Linked DNA regions of Homo sapiens: region 2 is linked to region 1. The links are chromatin loops, found by intact Hi-C in ENCODE. Cell type or tissue: endothelial cell of umbilical vein. All regions are shown on one strand. Each heading gives the region's core, and the rest is flanking DNA. Links, peaks and the distances in the headings are about the cores only. Region 1 overlaps SLIT3 (slit guidance ligand 3). Region 2 has its middle 51 kb from the start of SLIT3.

Region 1 (9,076 bases), core at 620-8,619:
CCAAATACACAGGAGGCTGAGGCAAGAGAATGGCTTGAACCCGGGAGGTAGAGATTGCAGTGAGCTGAGATCGTGCCATTGCACTCCAGCTTGGGCAACAAGAGCGAAACTCCATCTCAAAAAAACAAAACAACAACAGCAGCAAAAAACAGAGACTGGTAGATTTTTTTAAAAAGCATGACCCAGGCCAGGCGCGGTAGCTCACGCCTGTAATCCCAGCACTTTGGGAGGCTGAGGTGGGCGGATCACAAGGTCAGCACATCGAGACCACCCTGGCTAACATGGTGAAACCCCGTCTCTACTAAAAATACACAAAAATTAGTTGGGCGTGGTGGCAGGCACCTGTAGGCCCAGCTACTCGGGAGGCTGAGGCAGAAGAATGGCGTGAACCTGGGAGGCAGAGCTTGCAGTGAGCCCAGATTGCACCACTGCACTCCAGCCTGGGTGACAGAGCAAGACTCCGTCTCTTAAACAAACAAACAAAAAAAAGCATGACCCAACTATACGCTAACGTGATATAAGCAAAAGTGCTACATGGCTACTTCCCTTAAAATGCAACCAGCACATGCCCTTTCCCATTTTTTGTTTTTCCTTCATTCTGCCTCTTAGAAAATGTATATAATGGCTGCCACTCCAACTTAGACTACTGGGATAAGGCCACAACATAGGGATAATAGAACAAAGCCAAATCAACCTGGGTCTCTGAGCACTTGGTAGAGCAGAACTACCATACCAACTATAGATTTCCTAATTGTAGATTCATAAAGAAAAACAAATCTCTACCTTGTTTAAGCCATTACTAAGGGGTTTTATGTTCCTTTAGTTGAACTTAATCCTCACTGATCCCAAAGAGTTGTACTTACTGAAGGCTATTACATGTCTATCACTGTGCCATGCCATTCAGAGAGATTATTTTAATGGTCTGAGGAGGAAGACACTACTATTATCTTCCTTTTATAATGAGAAAATTACTGCTCAGAGAAGTTAAGTGACTTGCCTAAGGGCACACATCTCACCTGCCCAGTGTGAACCTCACTTGTCTAACTTTAAGGCCTAGGCTATTAACCTTTATTTACAGTGTAAATGAAATCCAGTGAAATACCTAAGAAAAAAGAGACGTGTCCATTCCTCTTAGCCTGGGTGAAAGGCTTCCTTTCACAGTCACAGGGGGCGATGATGAGTTCAGAAAAACCTTTAATTCATCAAGCATTTCTAAAGAGTTAGCCAAGATTCTTTTTGAATTTATCATCCGTTTGGACATAATTAAGCAATTAATCAATCAGTCCCCTCATTCACTCAACAAACATTTATAAAGGCCTCATGGTGCCAGGACTTGAGATAAGCTGGAGGAATGAATCAAGTGATACAACCCTATCCCTCCCAGCATCCCCAGCGTGGGCTGGGCACTGAGCTCGTTTACTTTCAAAGCTGATTTTTTTCCACATTTCATTGCTCAGCTCCAAGCCAAAGATGTCAAACAGGCCAACCACGTGAAGCCCATTCTCCCAGAAGCCCCATTGTTCCATCCACCTACACTTTGAGGGATCCAGGTCAGCATTTCCCTTTTAGCTCTCTAACATGGCAATGGGAGACTTTGATGTCTCACCTTGCAGAGAAAAGAAAAAAGGGCAGAAAGCCTTCAGAGATGGTGGCCAAAAAAGCTTTGAGATCATGCGAATCCCCAGCGGCATGGCTTGGTCTTTCCTCTATGTTGTTCCTTGGAATGAAAAGCGGATTTTTCTAGCTTCTCTCTCACTCCTACATACGTCCCCACCCAGCTCTCAGCTCCTGGCAGTGCCAGCACTCACATCTAGGGATAACAGTTAAAATCGCCTCCTCCTCCTCTGACAATGAAATATGGCATACCATTTGGCATCCCAGCGGTGCCCCAGTCTCCTGACCCCTGGCAGGGTCCCAGGGGATTTGTGGTCGGCCGCTAATTCAGAGCCCTGGCCATAGCCATTTCCCATGACATAGCTGGAATTCTCCCACTGCCTGCCCTCTCAGCTTCAGTTACTCTGCCATGCTGAAACTATTTGCTCCCCTCCCACCCTGTCCATCACTGCCCCTTCCTTGGGCCGAGCCTCTGTACCCGCCCACTGGCTAGACTCCTGAGGCCCTCCATGGGGGAGCTGCAAATCTCTCTTCACTTTTATTACTGACCCGCATCCTGCCGCCTCCACTCCTTCAGCCTGAAGGCCTCTTTAAAGCACCGTCCTCTTGAGCAATGATAAACCTCGGTGCCAGAGATGTTTAAAGAGAAACAGTCACTCCCGGCTGACCATACTGATATCAGAAGGGAGGCCAACCATGTGGTTTCAAAGCTGTGGTCATAAAACAGTCTTTTTTTTTTTTTTTTCATGTATGGTTAATCTGCCTATGAACTAGAAAAATAATCTCTGCCCTTTTGTAGGGCCCATTCTTAGTGTAACCTGGGAATGGGGAAGAGACAGGCCAGGTACTGTCCACTGTGGTAGCTGAGGGTGGGGCCTCAGGAGCCAGGCTGTCTGGATTATAGCCCAGCTCTGCACACTTACTAGCTGGGTGACCCTGGGCAAGTCATAGACCATCTCTGGGCTTCAGTATCCTTCTCTGTACAAGGAAGAAAACAGAGGGACTACTACCTAGCCTTGTTATGAGAATTAAGTTCATGTTTGTAAAGGGTGCCAACACGTGTTTAGCACATATAAAGTGCTGTATCTGTATTTGCTAAAGAAATACTATGTATATATGGGATATTCAGTTAATTTTCACAACAACTTGTTGATGTTATTATGCTTTCATTACAGAGGGTGCTACTGGATCCTTGAGAGTTCTAGAAACTTGCCCGTGGTTAGTAAGCCACAGAGATGGGATTCGAATTTGGGTTGTACTTCCCAGTATGACAGTCATCCTCAAAGTGGGGTCCAAGACCAGCTGGGATCTTGGTAGATGTGCAAATTATCCAGCCCCATGCAGAACCACTGGCTCAGAAACTGGTGGGTAGGTTCAGCGATTTGTTTTAACAAGTCCTCCAGGAGACTGGGATGCACAGAGTTTGAGATGTGCTGTGTATCGCCATGTTGCCCTTACAGCAGGAGAAGAAGTTCCTTTCCTTCCTGTCTCCAGGTTATCAGCACAAAGTGAACATGAGCTGCTCAGACCTCTCAAGCAACACACAGTCATGCAGGTCTTTGGAGTGAAAAGTGCTGTGCCAGATGCCATGGGGACACAAAGAAATGTGAGCTTCCTGCCCTGCAAAGCATATTCCCTAATTATCAAAACCAGACAAGCATGTGCGCAAAGTTATCCAACAGCACTGACCACACCATGAGTCAAAGCATCCGTGTTCAGAGGTTTGGGGTCAAACAGAGCTCACACCATTCCTGACCCCGATTGTTATGAGTGGGACTTTAATGAAGTCACTTAATCTCACTGGGCCTGGCTCCCCTTACCTTTTCAGGCTGCTGTAAGGATAAAATGAAGTTAGGGCAATGACCTTGTATGATGCCTGGCACATGGTAGGAGGCTTAGTTGCTAAATGGCCAGGGTCATCATTAAGATCTGTCAGCCAGGTGATACAGGATTCACTGCCAAATCATAATAGGAAGGTAAGGTAGGAGTAGGGAGATAGCTCTAAGGGAGAAAGACCTGCAGAGAATGGGGAACTTGAACCTGATTCCAACACAGAGTAAATATCTCAATAACAGACAGGAGGGAGAAGAAAATGGCTCTGATGATCATTAAAAAAGGGGCTGGGCACGGTGGCTCACGCTTGTAATCCCAGCACTTTGGGAGGTCGAGGTGGGTGGATCATGAGGTCAGGTGTTCGAGACCAGCCCGGCCAACATAGTGAAACCCCGCCTCTACTAAAAATACAAAAATTAGCTGGGCATGGTGGTGTGTGCCTGTAATCCCAGCTACTCAGGAGGCTGAGGCAGGAGAATCGCTTGAACCTGGGAGGCGGAGGTTGCAGTGAGCCAAGATTGTGCCATTGCATTCCAGCCCAGGCCACCGTGCGAGGAAAAAAAAGGAAATGAAAAGGTGTGCCAGGCTGATAGTCAAATTCATCTGATTTACATGACTTTCACTTTGAACGTGCAGACTCCAATGCATGAAGCCCAGGTTGAACTGGGAAATCCAAGTTGCACTTAAGATACATGAGTACCTTAATCCCGACACAGGCTTTCTGAGCCAGGCTCTGTTTAATCAATGGGTGTTTGGAATGAGGGCTGTGGACATCATAGCGGCTCCCTTTTCCCTAGTGTCTCTCTAGAGGAACAACCAAAATGCAACTTATATGTGTGAAAAAAATGACTGAAAAATGTTTAATTTCTGATTCTCCCTGATTTCTCCTTGAGGCTGGCAACCTCACCAAAGCGATTAGACAGATAGCATGAGCTATCAGCCCAGATAAAATCTGGATATTTTATCATTGCAGAGAGCATATCGGGAAATACTAAGGAAGTTCAGGAACTATCTAGTGTCATTCTACTGGACAACGGAAGGAAGGGTGACGTGACCACTCCTGCGCTCTTCCAATCTTACCACTTTCAGGCTAGTTTTTCTATAAAACTCACCAAGGCAAATTCCTCAAACTTTTGCCCCATTCGTTCCTTTGGGCCTGGGCAGAGGTGATGCTTGCGGGCCCCCAGTGAGAATGTCCATGGGGCAGAGGGCAGAGTGCAAAGGGGAGACCATGAAAGACAGGCAGTGGGCCCATCTCCCAGTGAGCTATGACAGACTCCAACCCCACACTCACCCCAGTGATTTATGTTCTGGAAGGATGTTCGCAAATCAACATGTTTTGTCTGCTCCTTTTCAAAGTCAGGGGAAAGCAACCCAAGACATCTAAACATAACCACACATTCGAAAGTCTGGTCAATTGTTTTAGAATTTCCATTGCAGGGCCTCTAAGTACCATCCTCGGACTCCCCATCAAGACCAGTAAATACAAGCCAATGGGAGGGAAAATGGGATCTTAAATATTTCCGGCTAATTCAATTCCCTCGGAGAAAGCTTTCCTTCCCAAGGTCCCATTCTAGCACAACGGGTTGGGAGTCTCAGGACCGCAGCCCCTTTTCCTGAAGAAGCAGCAGAGTCTGTGGTTCCATTTTACTCAACTGTTTTAAGTAGAAATTATCCTTGAGGCTTCAGGGTGTGCTTCCACTCTGGGTGGGATGGTGAAGGGAGTGATTTGTCTACCACATTACTCAGCCCCAAAGTATATATGCACTGGGGTAAACTTGGCCTTCTACATTTTCCCATTCTCTCCGGGCTGTTCTGTCATCTCTATGAGTCAGCCTCATCCTGGGCCTTCCCCGCCAGACCCTCCAGGCCCTGGCAGTTGTTTGGTTTGGGGCAATGACAGTGCCCTTTCCTGCTGGTATGTGGAGCTATTGTTCTCTAGGTCCATGGCTGCTTTTATCTCCAGCATTCCTACAAGCAGGATTAACAGATCTGGGCCTGTCTCAATGGGCTGCTTTCCACTTCAATTAAACTGCAAGCCAACAACACGCCCTGTTCCCAGGCTTCCCAGGCAAGGCTGCCCTGCTGGGGTGGCATGCCAAGGTTTCGGGACAAAGATGGGGGCAGGCTCACTGCGTGAGCCACAGAAGATACCCTGCCGTTGGATGCCTGGGCTTCAGGCCCAGCAAGCAGCTTATTGCTGTGCCAATCTGGGGAGCCAGACCTAGATTTCCTCATCTTTCAAACAGTAATGATAATGCATGACCTCCCGGACTCTAGGGAGGGATAAGGGAGCCAACATATATAGGCAAAACAACTAGCAGAGTGCCTGGCACATAGTAGGTGCTCAGGAAATGCTAGATCCCTTGCCTTTGCTAGGGGAGGGGGTAACTAAAGGCACCTGCCTTGCTACCCAACAGGGATGTTGGAAGAAACAAGTGATGCAATTTACACAAAAGTATGAGAAACCTCAGAAGGGCTGCATGCATAAGAGAATTTTTATAATCCAGGTGTGTGTGATGAGTCTTAACTTGTGCCTAGGCCAACCTAAAAGAGAGATCCTATTGTATGCAGTCTGCTAATAGAATCAGAAGAGGCTTCTGTATCCTTCCTTTCTGCGTATCTTGAAAATGCTTTCAGAAAGCCAGAAGTAGGGGGAGTGACAGCAACAACTTCACTGCCTAATCTGCTAAATATGAAGATAGCTAATATTTATTGAGCACATACTATGCATCTTGCACTATTCTAAGTGCGTTACATTTATTGTGATCACATTTCATCCATACAACCCTATTTTTTCACGGATTCATTCATTTGACAAATTCGTTCATTCAATATTTCCCCAAATATGCATATGGCTCCTTCCCTCACCTTCTTCAAGTCTTCTTCAAGTCCTTACTCAAGTGTCACCTTCTTATTAAAGCCTTCCTTGGCTACCTTATCTAAAATTCACTCCACCCTTCCACCCCCAAAGACAATTGCTTTGTGTAATTTTTCTCCTTAGCATGTATCACTGTCCAACATACCAGTTGCTTTATGTGTTTACCTTGTCTATCAAGTGCACCCCCACTAGAATGGGAGTCCCATTAGAATATGAGCCCTCTAAGGAGAGGCATTTTGCTCTTTCATTCCCAGCTATGTCCCCAGCACCTAGAATGAAATAGTTTCTGAGTGCCTAGCTCTGAATGAGTGCTTAGCAGATATTTGTTGATGGGATGAAACCTAAGAGGTAGGCACTATTCATATCATCATGCCTATCTTACACATAAAGAAACAGAAACAGGGAGGTTAAATAACTTGCCCAAGGTCACACAGTAAAGATCAAAGCCAGGATTTGACTCCAGAAACCAAGCACTACATTCTTTCACCTTTCCATCTAAGACTAACGCTACTAATTTTTTTCTCCTCCTCCTCTTCTGGGGTCACTGCCTTTGTTTTTTAGCCGTCTTTGCCATGGAGACCAAAGACTCCCCCCAAAGTTCTTGTTCATGCTGGGCTAGAGAATCGTTTGCTGACACATGTTCTTAATGAGAAAAGGGCTGCCTGGTGAATTATTCTCTCAACGTGTTCATGCTCAGATGCTTCATTTAGCAGCGGGCACATCAAGGCCCATGAGAGCCATATTACAGTTCGCAGGGCAGTGGAGATCATCTTGAGCAATGGGGGAGTGGGCTGAGGTGGCAGAAACAGCGAGAGTCCCAGAGTCACACACATCTCGGTCTGCATGCTAGTGAGACCTCATTATAATGCAGCTGTGGGATCTTGATCAAGTCACTTCACCTCTCCTGGCATCTGTTTGTGGTTAGGTAAATTCAGCACATAACAAAAGGGTGGGAGCTCGACAGGTGCTCCATGGTATTATTACCATGCCCTCTTCAACCCACCCAGTCCATCCCCAATATCACCTTCCTAATGCTACAGGCCTCATTGTTTCCAGTTTCTGGTTTACTTCAGTCATTGCCCAAAAAGCACAGGTGAGAGTAACTCCAGAATGGAAGAAATGAAAAGAATGATGCCTCCTATCTAGATAGGTTTGTGTATGATCCCATGTCACTTGGAGAATGTAGAATATTCTCCAAAGTGACTTTCCCATGTACCTCCCCTATCCCTTTGTTAATAACAATGACTGGCCATGCACGGCGGCTCACGCCTGTAATCCCACAGTGCTCGGGGAGGCTGAGGTGAGAGGATGCTTGAGGCCAGGAGTTTGAGAAAAGCCTGAGCAAACTAACGAGACCCCTCCATGTCTGAAAAACATTTTAAGATTAGCCAGACATGATAATGTACACCTATAGTCCTAGCTACTCTAGAGGCTGAGGTGGGAGGATTGCTTGAACCCAGGAGTTCAAGGCTGCAGTGAGCTATGGTTGTGCCACTGCACTCCAGCCTGGGCAACAGAGTGAGACCCTGTCTCTTAAAAACAAAAACAAAAACAAAACAAAACAAAAAAAACCGATGATATTGACCAATATGAACTGAATGACTTCTTGGTTCCAGGCCCTGTTCTAAGCACTTTTTTTTTTTTTTTTTTTTTTTTGAGATGGAGTCTCACTCTGTCACCCAGGCTGGAGTGCAGTGGTGCGATCTTGGCTCACTGCAAGCTCCGCCTCCCAAGTTTGCGCCATTCTCCTGCCTCAGCCTCCCGAGTAGCTGGGATTACAGGTGCCCACCACCACACCTGGCTAACTTTTTTTTGTTTTTTAGTAGAGACGGGGTTTCACCGTGTTAGCCAGGATGGTCTCGATCTCCTGACCTCGTGATCCGCTTACATCGGCCTCCCAAAGTGCTGGGATTACAGGCTTGAGCCACCGCGCCCGGCCTCTAAGCACTTTTAAGCAATAATTCACCTAATCCTCACAGCAATCCTGGGAGCGAAGTACTATGATCATGCCCATTTCACAGATGACAAAACTGAGACCCTGAGAGGCTAATCTGCACTGGTAAGGAGCAGAGGGTGGCAACCCAGGCAGGCTGGCTTCTGGTACCTGAACTTCTGCTTCCTCTACCCACTTCCTAGCACCCTCTGCCCCGCCCACCTGCCACCCAGCAACCCCTCACTGACACTCTGGCTGCACTACCTAGTCCCCAGTCTGTTGTCCCAGCAGGGTCTCTGGCCACTGGCCATATGCCAGCAATCAAGGAACTTCTCCATAATTTGCCCCAGTTTGCCCCCGTTTCCCCTTACTCCTCCTGAAGGAAGGTACACACATCTCTCTTGGAACTCTACCTGAGAATTTCCTAGCCTGTCCACTCTGGGGATCTGAACTTTCATGTTCTGTTGAGATTTCTGGCAACAAAGACTGGCACAAACATGAGAATTTCCTGTGGGAGCTCCTCCCCATCTCTTCAAGCATTTCTCCTACACCGTAGGTCAACAGAACCCAAATCCCTCACATCCTCCTGGGCCCTTCACTCTAAGCACGGGTCAGCCCCTTCCTACAGTCTAGCAGTAATGAAAACAGTTTCCAGAAAGTAGGCTATGCATCTTACAAAACTGTGATTTAGTATTATATCCAAAACCGCTCACTCAAATCATTCTTAATAAGGTGAAAAATAACTTTAAAAGATAATAAATATTCTACAATCTTGTCTTCTATTGTTCTACGACTGCAGAACACCAGCTCTCTGG
Region 2 (9,076 bases), core at 278-8,277, 190 kb after region 1:
CTTTGAGTTAGAACTTGTTCAATCTTGACTCCATTGCTCTGTAACTCAGGATTCCTTGGGAAACCTATTCAGGGTATTGGTTTCTTCATCTGTAGAGTAGGGGTGATATCACCTATTCTATTCAGTTTCAGTTTTGACACATAGTAAATACTGAATAAATGTTTGGTCCCCTTCCTCCAACCTCATTGTTCATCTTTTACTGATTTCCACCTATTGTCTGTCTTCCAGACATCAAGAATGTGATAAGTAACTCAAAAAATATCTATTAGGATTTGGAGTATCAGTAGGAAGGTGTTTTAGGGTAAACAGTACCTTTTTGTTACAACTGAAACTACAGCCTACTGGTCCCCACGAACTTTCTTAGTTCCCACATAAGGGATGTGACCGTGACATTGAGGACAGTCAATGACAGTGCCATGACAGTGTTTGTCACAACAATAATAACAAAACACAAGGGCTTTGTGTTTGGGAATGGGGAAAATAATGGATGTAGTGAGAGGAGTGAGCTGATAGTCACTTGCGGGAAGCTGAAAAATAAACCCAGAGAAGACCTGGAAAGGACAGACAACCAGATGTCCAACTAGGAAGCAAAAATCTTGGCTGGATTCTGTTTCAAACCACAGAATCTGAATTTTTGGAAGAAAGCATTAAAAACAATAAATTACCCCAAATGGCAAAGTTAGGATTCAACTGCCTCAAACTGTAACAACTTAGGCACTTGTAAAAGAGAAATATTCCAGATGGCAAAGTGGAAGGATGAATTATAGAGAAGGAAGTGGCTAATATCCTGTGCAATACTCTGAAGCAATACAAAAAGAGAACCTTCGTGAAGGAACAGGCTGGGGATCCCAGTGTTTCTGGGGGACAGAAATGGAGTGCCATTCAATCAGGGGCAGCTGACCCCACTGGGCAGCCCTGGGTGCCTGGGGCTCAGGCATGATTTCAAATTGCTTTCTGTCTTCCAAGTGATTTTGGAACAAATGGCTCTGGTGGCCTCAGGGGCATGTCTGGAATGACTACATGAAACTTCCAGGGCTTTGATTTGGCGTGGTCCGTCTGGCTTCACTGCCTAGTTCAGGGTTCAGTGGCCTAGATATGATTTCAAATCTCAGTTACTTTTCATCTTCTACCTCTTTTTATATGAGAACACTCCAGCCCTCAAATCAATGGGACTGGATCTGAACAGTAGAACTGGAGGCAGTCTAAGGACTTTGACTTTAGTCCTCTGACTTCTCAAAAGGTAGACCGCAGACCAGCAGTCTCATCATCACCTAAAAGATGATGGGAAATGCAGTAACTCTACCAAATCAGGATTCATATTTTAACACAACCATCAGGTGATTTTTGTACATGTTAAGGTTTGAGAAGCAATGTTCTAGGCGATTTAATAGGGCAAAAGGATGTAGGTCCATAAAGATTCCTATAACCATCAGAAAGGACACTGCACTTTGAGGTAGTCTAATCTTTCCAATAATGATGCACCTCAAGGAGTCTGCAAGTGTCCTAATAGCACTGCCAAGACTTTGACCCCAGCACTAATAGTAAATGCCTTTCAGTTGGAAGTTAGGCCCATAAGCACAAGGACATTTTGTGCTCAATCTCAGCCTCAGCTACTCCATTCTACTGTTTCTCCTCCTTCTCTCATAGAGCATACATCCCCACTGGAAGAAAGTGACAGAATAGAAGAAAGGTGCACAAAACCCTCTATTGGTTTTTTATCACATCAAAAAAAATCTGGATTCTTCACTATGGCCTTATAAAGCACTTCCTGGTTTGGCACCTGATTACACCTTCCATTTTATCTCTTACCCTCTCTCACTTTGCTCCAGCCACTTTGGCCTTCTTTCTTCCTTGAACATACAAGGTTCATTTCCAGTGCCAAGTATTTTCAGTCATTGTTTCCTCTATGGCAGGGGTCCCCTACCCCCAGGCTGTAGAATGGTACTGGTCGGGGCCCTGTTAGGAACTTGGCCACACATCAGGAGGTGAGCAGTAGGTGAGTGGGTGAAGCTTCATCTGTGTTTACGGTCACTCCCCATGGCTCACAATACCGCCTGAGCTCACCTCCTGTCAGATCAGCAGCAGGATTAGATTCTCATAGGACTGCAAACTCTATTGTAAACTGCACATGCGAGGGATCTGGGTTGGGTGCTCTTTATGAGAATCTAATGCCTGTTGATCTGTCACTCTCTCCCATCACCCCTAGATAGGACAGTCTAGTTGCAGGAAAACAAGCCCAGGGATCCCAGTGATTCTGCATTATGGTGAGTTGCATAATTATTTCATTATATATTACAATGTAATAATAATAGAAATAAAGTGTGCAACACATGTAATGTGCTGGAATCAACCCAAAACCATCCCTACCCTCGCCTCCATCTGTGGAAAACCCAGTCCCTGGTGCCAAAAAGGTTGAAGACCACTGGTCTATGGAAATGCTCTCTCTGTCCTTACATCTTATTATTGCTAGATCTTCATAATTCAGGTCTCAGCACAAATGCAGTGCTCCTAGAAAGACTAGCCCTGCCACACCATCTAAAATCCCACCCCACCTTATCCATCTGTATCACATTATCCTGTGTGATGCTCCTTAGGGTACTTATTACTTGGTATCCTCTTCTTTATATTTACTGGTTTAATTTCTCTTCCCTACCACATATAAGCTTTATAAGAGCAATCTTATTGATTGCTATATCCCAAGTGCCCAGAACAGTGCCTGACAGAGCAGTTATTCAAAAGATGTTTACTGGATTTGAGTGAATGATTGGGCTAGGTTAAACTATTGACTTTTGGATTATCTGTGCATTCCTGTGTTTCCTGCTCTAACTATTGTGCTTATGACCACAGACAACTCAGAAGGGCTTACATGGCAGAGGCTGAGTTAATGATACTGTTGGTCTGGCCCATAGGATTGAGATAGTCCACGCTGAGTCATTTCAGAGCTGTGTGGTATTTCAATCCAAGATTGCTCTGTAAACTATGATGGACTGCCTGCCCATGCATAAGGTACTTTCATCTGTAAAGAAGAATATTACAAGCTTTCTGACCTTAAAGGCTTCTCCTTAACTAGGCAGACAAGCAGATAAGCAAATGGTTTTTATACAATGTGAAAAGTAAGTTCAAATTATAGATGGACAAAGGAAGAATACAAGTTTAACAAATGGGGGGGTGTTAGAGTTATTTTCCCAAAAGTAGTGATGTCTGTTTGGAGCTTTAAAGCACAAAAAGGAGTTTGTCAGAAGCACATATAGGTATTCCAGGGAAACAATGGCACCACTAAGGTATAGAGGCAAGAAAGAGCCTGGGGAATTACAATAGTTTGGTAATGCCAGAATGCAAAATGTGCAGTTCAGGCTGGCAGAAGGAAACGAGGCTGGAATAGGAGCCAACAGGCTTATAATAATATATATCCTTGAGGTGCTAGATCCACCATATGTTTGAGGTCAAATACAAATATCTCAAATATCTTTCAGTCCAAAAGAGCCAACAATGAGTTGAGCTGAGAGCATGTTGCAACCTCCAGCCCCGCTTTGTACTCCCCTCGGGCACCATGAGCACCGTGCCCAACAATCTCAAAAGCCCCCACATGCTGGACCCATTAGGCACTGCATGCTCCACCGTCTGAGTCATTTCTCCCTCTGCCACTGGTGACTGAACCCAGAGGAACTCTCCACTAATTGAATTTGAGATGACTCACTCTAAACTAGGGACTTGAAACTCGAAAACCTTGGCAGCAATACCTTGGCAGTGAAATTCTTGGGTCATATTGTCCAGCTCATTGTCTGGGGAGCCAGTAGGAGCGAGGGGATGTAGTGTGGGTATCTGTCGGGGAGGAAGGTTGGAGGCAGGGACTTTGGGTTTTCTTAGAGACCTGGAAAGGATAAGAGCATTCACTGCATGTCATTGTTTGTTTGAGCTCCAGCTGGTAGCCAAGAGTTTTTAAAAAATGACATTCGAACATGTTTTGTTTGGCACACCTAGTTTTGTTTACAATATTTGATGCAACATTTTAAAGATAAGGAGCTTTTACATTACATACCACATTTCTGATTCTGTTAAAGCATTGAAAGACCTGGCAATAACCCACTGCAAGTGAAGAATGGATATCCCTGGTACAGGTGGTGTGCTCCCTAGGTTTCCAGAGTCTTCACCCCGATTTTTACATTCTGATGCCCCTGCACTTATATCCAGAATGTTTCACTTGTGTAGTAACATTCAAGGGCCTTTTTGGCCCTATAGGCATTTGTGTTTGCAAAGCCTATTCTGAAGCTACCAATGAGGAGACAAACTCTGATGACAGTTTTGGTAACAGAGGAATGGACCTCAAAGTATTATTTCTTTGGCATATTTCATCTGCTCAGTGCTCAGGAATTTATTAGAAAATAATGCAATAAAAGGGTGGGCATGAAGGTCAGCAACCTCCACCTCACCTACTCATTCTATTTTGGCAGAACATATAGTAGACATACTGAGGCTGGGGTTACATGTATTATCTTACGTTTCCCATCATAATTGTGTCATGGTATGTATTTAATGGATGCTCATTCAATGCATAGTGAATGGAATGTCATTGCTGGTCCAAGTCTGGGCATCTAATGTCCTCTCCCAGGAGACCTGGCACCCACGACACTGCATGGAATGTTTTTCTTTTTCTCCATCTATTCATGTTTCAATGCTCCCCTTCCTTTCATCTGTACTCATCTGCCTGCTCTTCCCTAAAGCTTTCAAGGACTTCCCCAGGCTGGCAATAGGAACCTTCTCTTCTCTATTCTTATCAGGATTTATTTTTGTTGTATAACTTCCCGAGTCTTTGTTTCATTTATGAGAAAATAAATATCTACTTCATAAGACCAATATATGCATTGTGTCTGGAACATGTTGAAAATGGTAATTAGATTTATATTTATATGCTTATATATTGCTTACTTTATGCCAGGAACCCTTTCAAGTATTTTGCATAGGTTGGTTTATTTAATCTTTACAACATTGCTGTAAGGCAGGTACTGATGTTATAATCCTCATTTTACAGATAAAGAAGCTGAAGCAGAAAGAGATGAAGTAACTTGCTCAAGGAACACAGCTAATAAGCTCTAGAGGTAAGCACAGCTAATAAGCCTTTAAACCCAGGAAGCTGGACCCAGCGTCTATGGCTCCACCCATTAAGTAAAACTGCCTCTCTTCTGAAGTAAGGTCTACATATATGGTAGTATCCTTTGGGTTAGAGATGGCAAATTGTCCTTCAATATCCATTCTCACCAGTGCTATTTTGTATTTTTAATCACACACAGCCTAATTGAATCCTACTTGCTTTTTTTTTTTTTTTTTTTTTTTTGAGACGAGGTCTCGCTCTGTTGCCCAGGCTGGAGTTCGGTGGCTCTAACTCAGCTCACTGAAACCTCTGCTTCCCAGGTTCAAGTGATTCTCCTGCCTTAGCCTCCCAAGTAGCTGGGATTACAGGCACCTGCCATCATGCCCAGCTATTTTTTGTATTTTTGTAGAGACGAGGTTTCACCATGTTAGCCAGGCTGGTCTTGAACTCCTGACCTCAGGTGATCTGCCCACCTTGGCCTCCGAAAGTGCTGGGATTACGGGCGTGAGCCACTGCACCCGGCCAAATCCTACTTGCTTTTTAAGCATGATTTGACTAGCACAAGAGAAAGGCAGAAAAGAGAAGTCTCCAATAATAGAACGAGTAGAGTAAAGCCTTAGAGGTGGGATCCTCTATCCTTCCTTCTCCTCTTTGAAAAATAGCTTTGTCAGCAGATCCTTCCCGAGAGTTCTTGGCCTTCCAGAAGTACCATAGATCCAACTCAGATGAAAAACTTCCCTGAGGCCAAGTCGCTCGGAACTATCTGAATGCAAATGGCAATGGATTTCCATTTCATCATTTTCAGATAGTACGAAATTCTAGCACTAACTTACCTGAACACGTTTGGTACATGCTCTCTTGTTTGTCCTTAGTTTCTCCATCTGTAAAATGAAGGATTGGAAGAGACCACAAATGGCAAACAGGCTTGCTTTTGCAGGCCATATTCAATCGATTAGTTGTATTTGCTGGGTGTACTGCATCCCATAAGCAGTATTTGACCAGAAATGTCTGCCATTGGAGAGAAACATGTGTCAGCATATTTGCCTGCCTGGGTTAGATGATTCTCCAGGCTTCTACACAATTTTATGTTTATATGAAAATAGCCACAAAGGGAAAAGAGGACAATAAAACAAGAGATATGAATAATAATGTATTGTATACTTGAAATTTGCTAAAAGAGTAGATCTCAAGTGTTCTACATACACACACACACACACACACACACACAAAGGTAATGAATGAGATGATAGGTGTTAATTAACTTGATTGTGGTAATCACTTCACAATGTATACATATAAAAACATCATGTTTTACAACCTACATTTATACAATTCCTCAATTATATATCAATAAACCTGGAAAAATAAAGATGTATAAAAAAGATTTACAAATAAGATTTTTAAAAAAGGATTGTGAGGAAACAAAGTATGACAGTAGAATTACCATTTTTACTAGAGGCAGTAAAGGTCAGAATTAATATTGCAGAAAATCAAGTCAATAATAGAGTTGACAAATACAAAATTTTAATGCAGAGAAAAAGAGCAAAGTGTGAAGTTGGGGGTCGGGCCTGGCGGCTCACCTGTAATTCCAGCACTTTGGTAGGCTGAGGTGGGCAGATCACCTGAGGTCAAGATCAGCCTGGACAACACGGTGAAACCCTGTCTCTACAAAAATACAAAAATTAGCTGGGCATGATGGCAGGTGCCTGTAATCCCAGTTACTTAGAGGCTGATGCAGGAGAATCACTTGAACCCGGGAGACAGAGGTTGCAGTGAGCCAAGATCACGCCATTGCACTCCAGCCTGGGAGACAGAGTGAGACTCTGTCTCAAAAAAACAAACAACAACAACTATAACAAAAACACAAAGTATAAAGTGGGACAGAAGGGAGATGGATGTGGTTATAAAAAGGCAACAGGGGTGATATTTGTGGAGATAAAACTGTCTTGACTGTGGTGGTGGATACACAGACCAACATATGTAATAAAGTTACACATAACTAAGTATTTACACTAAGTAATACATACGCTTTCACACACACTCACCCAGATTACTCATACCCACACCAGTACAAGTAAAACAGAAAATCTGATAAGATTGGTGGATCATGTAAATGTAAACATCCTGATTGTGATATTTTGGCAAGATATTACCCTGAGAAACCTGAGCAAAGGGTACATGGGATGTGTCTGTATTATTTCTTACAATTACAATGTGAATCTACAATGATCTCAAAATTTAAAAATTAACAAAAAGAGAACAAAGTCATAAAGACATAGAGAATTGGAGACAAGAGATTAAAGATTCAAGATATGGACAAATAGTGCTGTAAAATGGAGCTAGAAGCAATGGTCAAAGGTAAAAATAGATTTAAATGTTTCTGTGCTGAAAAAAATGTCAATATTCAAGGACTGAAAAGACTCACTAGAATCTAGGCATAATGAAGGAAAAGAAATTGATCCTTAAACACACTGAGTCAAACTTTCTGTATTATGGGGATTGCAGACAAAAATGACAACCAGAGAAAATAGCAAAGAACCAAGAGCCCGTGGGCAGTCCTGGGGGCTATAGTGGAATCTCAGAGCCAGTGGTATTGATGGACCCCTCGCCTACATCAGTTGTTTTAGGAGATTCTTTCCCCCATAAAGCTCTGGACTGATGACAAACCTGAAAAAGATGCTGAATCACAGGTATTGCATGAGAAACATTTGCACTGAGAGGGAGATTGGATGAATTTCCCTAAATCATTTCTGAATGATTTCTTACCATTCATAAATAATTTCTTTAAAAATGACAAAGGTATCCAGGCTGGCATGGGGCTTAAAGAAAAAAAAAACATGAAGGTGACTTTTATAGTTCCTATTTAGATATGGATCTAGGTACAAAGCAAATTCAATCATTCCTGTACTTTTCCTCAAAAACATTTTTAACCTTGGCCAGGCACTGTGGCTCATGCCTGTAATCCCAGCACTTTGGGAGGCCGAGGCGGGTGGAGCACTTGAGATCAGGAGTTTGAGACCAGTCTGGTCATCATGGCAAAACCTCATCTCCACTAAAAATACAAAAATTACCTGGGCGTGGTAATTTTACAGGTAACACCTGTAATCCCAGCTACTCGGGAGGCTGAGGCATGAGAATCGCTTAAACCTGGAAGGCAGAGGCTGCAATGAGCCAAGATCGTGCCTCTGCACTCCAGCCTGCGCAGCAGAACGGAAAACAAACAAACAAAATAAAAAACCATGTTTAACCTTAATCAATGTACATTGATGGACACTTAGTAGGTACAAGGCACTAGAAATAGACAAAAGTATTGAATCAGGCATGCCCCCATCCTGAACAGCCCATTACAGATGTGCACAGAAACGAAGAATAAAAACTATGAGTTATTGTTATTTGCATTCTAGACACTGTATACATATTTTATATATTATTTAATTTAATTATCCCAATAATTCCTTTGAAGGCAGAATTGGGATTTTACTTTATGTTTGTGTGACCCAATATGTGCTTTTTTACTGCCTACCATTTTTCAAGATGAAGGTCAAATCATACAGCCATTATGAAATCTTCTCTAAACATGTACATATTCATCATTCGTTCATTCAACAAATACTTACTGATATCATATATGTACCAGGCTCTCTGCTAGGTTCTGGGATAAATGATGAGAAAACAAGACAGGAATCTATTTTCAAGGAGTTTCAAGTGTAATGGAGGAAACTGGTATTAATCAAATGCGTGTAGAACTGTATGTGTCCATAGCAAGGGCTAAGAAGGAAAGATACATGTTGCTTTGAGGCCCTATAAGGTACAGATTTGACCTAGGCAGAGACTCAGGGAAGGTTTCTCCAGGGAAGTGAACCCCACTGGAAGAAAGGCACTCCAGGAAAGGGAAACAGCATGAGCAAAATCTGTGTGGTGGGAACGATCATGAAGGACCACTGTAGTGAGTAAAGATGTGTGCTGAAAGATGAGAATGGAAACTAG

What was found. Hi-C counts contacts between places; a loop is a spot of excess contacts. Peaks named below come from ENCODE experiments on the same cell type or tissue, not always from the same donor. Only the 100,000 strongest peaks of a DNase experiment are listed, where the experiment ranks them.
Region 2: it touches region 1 in a loop (6-fold over the local background); 2 of 110 quality-filtered maps call a loop at or near these places.

Annotation. Positions count from the first base shown.
Region 1 is chr5:169,159,309-169,168,384 of GRCh38, forward strand. The region is part of intron 4 of SLIT3 (slit guidance ligand 3); the gene reads right to left. Among named protein-coding and RNA genes, the nearest start is that of MIR585, 100 kb to the right of the region's middle. RefSeq lists enhancers at 4,504-5,370, 5,371-6,235. In endothelial cell of umbilical vein, for the core only: no CTCF peak of the experiment used is centred there; DNase peaks (open chromatin) are centred at 2,053, 3,323 and 5,353; H3K27ac peaks cover 2,994 bases.
Region 2 is chr5:169,347,305-169,356,380 of GRCh38, forward strand. No RefSeq gene overlaps it. Among named protein-coding and RNA genes, the nearest start is that of SLIT3, 51 kb to the left of the region's middle. In endothelial cell of umbilical vein, for the core only: no CTCF peak of the experiment used is centred there; DNase peaks (open chromatin) are centred at 2,917, 3,777 and 7,187; H3K27ac peaks cover 2,431 bases.